2 separate regions of the Homo sapiens genome follow, and region 1 is linked to region 2. A link is a contact called in ENCODE Hi-C data. All regions are on one chromosome and are shown on one strand. The core of a region is the stretch at or near the end of the contact, and the rest is flanking DNA. Distances in the headings are between cores, read along the strand shown. Region 1 holds the start of MYEOV (myeloma overexpressed). Region 2 holds the start of TESMIN (testis expressed metallothionein like protein).

What was found. Hi-C counts contacts between places; a loop is a spot of excess contacts on that map. Pooled maps may share reads with other maps.
Region 1: a map with no recorded cell type shows a loop between it and region 2 (5-fold over the local background). The contact joins the promoter of MYEOV here to the promoter of TESMIN in region 2. A Hi-C loop is called at or near these places in 2 of 37 single-sample maps with no recorded cell type and 4 of 50 pooled maps.

What each region holds. Positions count from the first base shown.
Region 1 is chr11:69,291,653-69,295,404 of GRCh38, forward strand. It overlaps MYEOV (myeloma overexpressed), which reads left to right and starts at 2,503. Exons shown (of 3, transcript NM_001293291.2): 1 at 2,503-2,924; 2 at 3,581-3,752. The coding sequence starts at 3,703. RefSeq lists an enhancer at 1,074-1,625.
Region 2 is chr11:68,750,092-68,753,465 of GRCh38, forward strand. It overlaps TESMIN (testis expressed metallothionein like protein), which reads right to left and starts at 1,429. Exons shown (of 10, transcript NM_004923.3): 1 at 1,329-1,429; 2 at 99-608. The coding sequence starts at 569. RefSeq lists an enhancer at 556-1,541 and silencers at 1,242-1,531, 1,542-1,661.

The sequences.
Region 1 (3,752 bases), core at 1,253-3,752, 540 kb after region 2:
CCACCATCATCATCATTATCATCTTCACCATCATGATCACCATCATCATAACCACCATCATCACCATCATCACCACCACCATCATCACCATTATCATCCTCACCATGTTCACCATCATCATCATCACTATCACCACCACCACCATCATCACCATTATCATCCTCACCATCATCACCACCATCATCACCACTTTCATCACCATCACCGTCATCACCATCATTATCACCACCATCATCACCATCACCGTCATCACCATCATCACCACCATCATCATCACCATTATCATCCTTACCATCATCACCATCACCATCACCACCATCATCACCATTATCATCACCATCATCAACGCCATCATTATCACCATCATCACTATCATCACCATCACCATCACCATCACCAACTCATCATGATTTAACAGGTGGGCTGGCAATCTGAATGTTGAAGACAGAGGGAGAAAATCAACCTGGGGCAGTCAGATTTCTACAGTCCTCCCCAGCAGGACCCAGGTGGGCTACTGGGAGTCCCAGAAGCAGATATCAGCCCAAAAGATGAGCTTTGATAATTAGAGTGAGGCTATGGTGAGACTGAGTGACACTGCGGGGTGCCAAAATAATCTAGGGTTGTTGGAATGCTGACAGCAGACAAAAGTAAGATAAGGTATCTCCTGACACCACCTCCTTCCATCTGCTCTCAGACGGGGCTCTTTGGAGAGGATCTGCCAGGAAGAACTGAGGTCTTATGCCACCTCCACCTCTACGTAACCTCAAACAGGCGTCATCTTGTCTCCTGGCCTCAGTTTCCTCATCTGTAAAACGGGGACACATCAGGATCTGCCCTCAGCAAGTTGCTGAGTGCCTGCCCTGAGCAGCCGGTAGGTGGCGCTGATGGGCTGGTGGTTGGGTTGGGGGAGGCTCGCATAGGGTCTCTGGAGGTCCCAGTAGGGCACTGGGGAGACCTCCCCTGATTCCCTGGAGGCAGAGCAGAGCTCTTGTCTTTGCAGGAGCTGCAGATTCTGCCTTGGGTATCTTAGAAGCTTTGTACAGGCATCTCCAGCTCAGTGGGAACCAAATGCCATCCTATCTCCCCACCTCACTGGTGTCACCATCTTCCTGGGAGCTGTCTGGATAACCCTCTCCCTGGCCCTCACCTTTAATTTGTCCCTGAGTCCCATCAGGGTCACCCTCCATCCCACTGCCATCTTCCTGGGAGCTGTCTGGATAACCCTCTCCCTGGCCCTCACCTTTAATTTGTCCCTGAGTCCTATCAATCAGGGTCACCCTCCATCCCACCACCATCTCCCACCTGAGTGAGAATGGGAACCTCCTCTCCCACTCCCTCCAATTCCCCTCCACTACAGCTGGGGGAGGCTTCTAAAATGCCAAATATAGCCCAGTTTCTGCAACTTGCAGGGTCCCCAGCCCTCGGGAGAAAGTCCAAACCCCTGACAAAGCCTGTGAAGCCCCCTGAGGCCCTGTGGGTCTGGGGCTAGCTCTGGGCTGCAGCCCTGTCTCTGGTCATAGTCCAGCATCCACCACGGTCCAGGTGCACTGAGCTGCCGGCCCTCTCTCCCCTCCGCTGGCTCCTTCCTCCTGACTGCCCGTCTTTCCCTGGCCTCTCTATGCTTCCCGCTGGCATTGACGACAGTGTCCTGGAGAGCTGGGCAGGGAGGGCTGCCTTGGGTTCCTACTGTGTGCTCCACCTAGTGCTGGTCTTGGCCCTTAGCAAGTGCTCAGTACACCCGTGTGGAATTGGGCGGTGAGGGTAAAGGGAGGAGGAGGGAAGGGCCAAGAGCTCCCTGTGCTCAATGAAGAGAGGGACTTGAGCAAGTACTCATTTTTAGTACTTCCCAAGATGTGTACAAGAGGCCTGGGGCCAGCAGAACTCCTTGCCCCTGCCCATCCCCCTCCAGTCTATGGGGTCCACCCCCAGCTGCCCAGCTGTGAGGCCTCCATGGCTCAGCTCCTCATCTATTAAGTGAGGACAGCAGTCGTCCCCCTCACAGCGAGGCCACGTGGGTTACATAACTTTTTCTTAGGGTGCCTGGCCTGCAAGAAACCCCTAAGAATGTTCTATATTCCTAGGCCCACTGTTATTCTTAATATTACCCAGGAAAGGGTGGTGAAGCGAGTAAATAAATGAATAGGTGAATGAATAAATGAATGAATGAATGGCACCCTAGCCCCACTGTCTTCTGGGTGGCTTCAGGATCCTTGAGGAGGTTGGCCGTGTAGGTTCCCCTCAGGTAGGACCTAGGTGAGCTGGGGAGTCTTAACTCACCCAGGGCAGGCCTTAAGGTTGGGCACACCCATGTGTGGGCTCTGCCCTGGCCTTAACCGAGAGAGGGAAATGTTGACGGGGAAGAAAGCCCTGCCCACCAGGCAGCCCCACCCACCTGGGCTAGCCCCACTCACAAGCAGCCCCACCCACCTGGGTTAGTCCCACCCACCAGGCAGCTCCGCCTACCTTGGCTATCCCCCTCTGAGTTCTTGCCTTGATTCTCCTGTTACTGTCCCGCGAACCCACATCCCTACAAAGCAGGAAAGTATGCTTGGGAGAGGCCAAGTGAGTGGGGAATCAGCCCAAAGCCAGGCGTCCAGGGTCTCCCTCACCTGAAGCTGACTTTTTCCCCACCTTGGACAGAGGGCGGGAGATGCCATCCCCACTGAACCCAGTGCTTTCACCAGCCATATTAGCTCCCACTCACCCCCCGTCGTGGAAGCCTCGGCCGTCACACCTGCAGGGCCGGGGCGTGCATGGCCTCAGGGATGGCCTGTTCAGCTGCTGGGTGACTCGGGTCCAGGTGCCTCACCACCTGCTGAGCTCTGTGTGATTTCTGGACACTTCTGCTCGTTGCCTTTGGGCTCAGTGAAGAGTCTGGAGTTTATCTGGAGTGAGGTGGCCGGTTCTTGGTGGGATCTGAGCAGGTAAGAAGCAGGGTCTTTCTTATGTTTTAAGGAAAGCCCTGTGGCTGCTGGGTGGGGGACCAGCTGGAGGGGCAGGAGGGCAGCAGGTGACTCATTACAAGGCTGGGGCCATCATCCTGTGAGAGCTGGGCATGACCAGTGCAGGTCAGTGGGGTTGAGGGTACAGACCAGTGGGACCCACAGACGGCTCGGGAGTGACCAAGCCTCTGCTGAGCTGCCCAGGTCCCCTCTGGTGGACACCTCCTACCCGGAGCCCCCCAAGGTGGTGCCAAAGCTAGACCACCATACAGCCAGAGGCCTCCAGGCCCTACCCACGACAGCCCAGCTGGCTTCTGCCCAGCCACCGTCACACACAGAGGGCAGCCGTCCCCATGGTCCCTAGAGGCGGTTGAGGACCACTGTGCCTGGAGTCATCTGTGGCTATAAACCAGGAGGAGAAGGCTGCCCACCCCCTGCCCCAGAGATGGGGAGGCTGGGGCCACCCGGTGGATTTGGGCAGGTCCCAGCTTCCAGGATCATGAGGTGAAAACGTGAAGGGACCCTAGAGGCCATGGGGACCCAGGCACAGAGCGGCGGCCTCTCATCCTCCCCATGGTCAAGGAGGTCAGTGCCTTCCCGGGGTGGATTACGGATGGTAGTATCTTCCTTCTCCTCAGAGTCCATTCAGGAGCAGGAAAGTTCATCTCAGACCCTAAATCCAGCCACGTCATGCCACGCTTAACACCTCTAACAACTTCCCCTGGCACTTAGGACAGCGTCTGGCTCCTTCCCTCGGCTCATGGCCCTCAGAATCTGCGTCACATACACCCCAGCTCTCCCGATAGGTCT
Region 2 (3,374 bases), core at 179-2,678:
ATGCTTGTAGAGGGAAATCCTGGGGTACACTAGCAGCCTCAGATGGGTTGGGGAAGGGATGGAGGGGGAGCTGTGCCCATTCCCCAGGCGGTTCTTACTGGGATCATGCGGACGCCCGGGTGGGAGGCTCCTTCCAGGACCCAGGCGCCCAGGGGCAACACCGCCGGGCTGCGGTGCGCGGGTAGCAGCGAGGACAGGAAGTGCACGTTGCAGGCGGGCGGCTGCGGGGCCTGCAGGAGCGCGACGTCCTCCAGCGCGCTGAGCTCTGGGATCCCGGGGTACTCCCCGAGGAGCTCCCCGCCGTCGCTGTCGCCCCCCGCGAGCTTCGCCTTGACCTGGCCCTTGCAGTCGGCGCCCAGCGCGGGGTTGAACGCGTGCAGGACGGGTTCCTTGGGGTCCGCCGGGCCCAGGTACGCTTCTTTGAAGACGTGGAACTCGTCCTCCTCGTACTTCACGGGGGCCTTCAGGCCGATGTTCTCCGAAGCGAACGGACCCTCGGGGCTTAAGAGCTCCGTCACCATCGCATCCTCGGGGCTGGGCAGCCCGCCCGGCAGAGGGCCCTCCTCCATGGCGCAGGGCGGCGGGGCGGGATGGCGGGGGCCGCGCACCTGCAACACGCGGCCAGGTGAGAGGCAGCCAGAGGAGAGGACGAGGGGAGGGGCGGCCAGGAAAGGGGACAGCCAAGGGAGGGGCAGCCAAGGGAGGGGCGGCCAGGGGAGGGGACCAGGTGAGGGGCGGCTAGGGGAGGGGGCGGCCTGGTGAGGGAGGGCCAGGTGAGGGGCCCGGGGAAGGGCGACCAGGTGAGGGGGTCAGGGGAGGGGCGACCAGATGAGGGGCGATTAGGTGAGGGGCGGCCAGGTGAGGGGCGGCCAGGTGAGGAGCGACCAGGGGAGGCGGTCAGGTGAGCGGCGACCAGGGGAGGGGCGGCCGGGGAGGGGGTCACGGGAGGGGCGACCAGGGGAGGGGCGGCCAGGGGAGGGGGCCAGGTGAGGGGCGGCCAGGTGAGGAGCGACCAGGGGAGGGAGTCAGGGGAGGGGCGACCAGGTAAGGGGCGGCCAGGAGAGGGGCCGGCCGGGGTGGGGGTCAGGTGAGGGGCGCCCAGGGGAGGGGGCCAGGTGAGGGGCGGCCGAGGAGGGGGTCAGGTGAGGAGCAGCCAGGGGAGGGGGGGCCAGGTGAGGTGCGACCAGGTGAGGGGCGGCCTCGCCCACGGCCCGCCGCCCTCCGCCCACCCGCAGGGGCCCGACCCGGCCCGGCAGCCCCCATCCCCGCCTGCAGAGCCGAGGCCCAGCCCGGGGACCGCCCCGTCATTCCTCCTCGGAGGGACGCACCTGGGGCCGCCGGGGCTGCCGCAGCGTGGAGCGAGCGGGATGGGGCGTGGGCCGGGCCTCAGGCGCAGGCGGCCGTTGGCGGTTGGAGAAGGGGGAAGGGTGAGGGACAGGAACCTGGGGGGAGGGGAAGAGGCGCCCGGGCAGTGGGCGGGGCCTGGGCGTGGGGCGGAGTCGAGGTCGGGGCGGGGAGGTAAAGGCGGGGCCAGGGAGGTGTGGTGGGCGTGGTCTGGGGCGGGAGGAGACAGAGTCGCGAGGGGCGGGGCCTGGACTGCCGCTGTTGCCAGAGCGGGTCAGGGGAGGCACTCCCAGGTTCAGCCGATCCAGGCTCAGGTGGGGAAACTGAGGTCCCCATCAACTCGGGCAGCGCTAAGTGGGACTGCCTAGCTTGGCTTCTGACCTTGGGCTTCAGTTATATTTTTCTGGCCAGGCGTGGTTGCTCACGCCTGTAGTCCCAGCACTTTGGGAGGCCGAGGCAGGCGGATTACTTGAGGTCAGGAGTTCAAAACCAGCCTGGGCAACATGGTGAAACCCCGTCTCTACTAAAAATACAAAAATTAGCTGGCCGTGGTGGCACGCGCCTGTAATCCCAGCTACTTGGAAGGCTGAGGCAGGAGAATCGCTTGAGCCCGGGAGGTGGAGGTTGCAGTGAGCCGAGATCCCGCCACTGCACTCCAGCCTGTGCCACAGAGCTAGACTCCGTCTCAAAAAAATAAATAAAATAAAATAAAACATTTTTCTACACTCGAGCTCTCAAGACAGATCCCGGCCTGGGACGCTGCGGGTGGACAGAGGGCAGGGGCTTGCACCGCACGTTCCCAGCCTTGCACCCACTCCCGGTCCTTGGTGACGCAGCTTACAGGTGCAACTGATGGAGTTGGTCCCGAAATAGAAGTAACAAATACGGCTGGGCGTGGTGGCTCACGTCTGTAATCCCAGCACTTTGGGAGGCCGAGGCGGGTGGATCACCTGAGGTCAGGAGTTCGAGACCAGCCTGGCCAACATATAGTGAAACTCCGTCTCTACTAAAAAATACAAAAACTAGCTGGGCGTAGTGGCGCACGCCTGTAGTCCCAGCTACATAGAAGGCTGAGGCTTGAACCTGGGAGATGGGGGTTGCAGTGAGCTGAGATTGTGTCACTGTACTCCAGCCTGACCAACAGAGAAAGGCTCCCTCTCAGAAAAAAAAAAAAAAACTCACAAATACAATGAAAGTCTCAAATTTTGGGTGGGGAATGAGCTATTTCATCTTTAAGGAGTCAATAGATATCACTGTTTAATCAAGAGGAGGTGAAAGTTTAATTCAAGTGATGGCGAAAACTGCAAAGGGTGTAGAGGGACTGGTGGGAGTGGGTGCTGGGGAGACAGCCTCAGGTACTGTCTACTCAGGTACTGTTTTGGTAAAAATAAAGAATGTAAAACATCAGCTTTCTAATCTCACTTTTAAAAATTAAATACTTTTCTAAATTTTTAAAGGGTAGTACCCAAGGCACAGCAACACCGTGTACTATTTAGTTGTACATTTAACATTCAAAAATCAAGAAAATTTTGCCTGGGGCTGGGCGTGGTGGCTCATGCCTGTAATCCCAGCACTCTGGGAGGCCAAGGTGGTCAGATCACTTAAAGTCAGGAGTTCAAGACCAGCCTGACTAACATGGTGAAACCCTGTCTCTACTAAAAATACAAAATTAGCTAGGCATGGTGGTGCACACCTGCAATCCCAGCTATTTGTGAGGCTGAGGCAGGAGAATTGCTTGAACCTGGGAGGCGGAGGTTGCAGTGAGCTGAGATTGCACCATTGTACTTTAGCCTGGGCAAAAAGATTGAAACTCCATCTCAAAAATCAAACAAACAAAAACAACAACAACAAAAAACACTCACAGAAGCAGAAAAAATAATAAAAATAATAAATCGAAGAGCCCAAGAATTATGCATAGCTTGAGTGGCCCAAGCGAGAGAGTAACCCACAAGGTTGCACCGTTCATTCGTTTACTAATCAGAATCAGACGTCTACTGAGTAGCATCATGCCAGGCATACACAGCCACCTG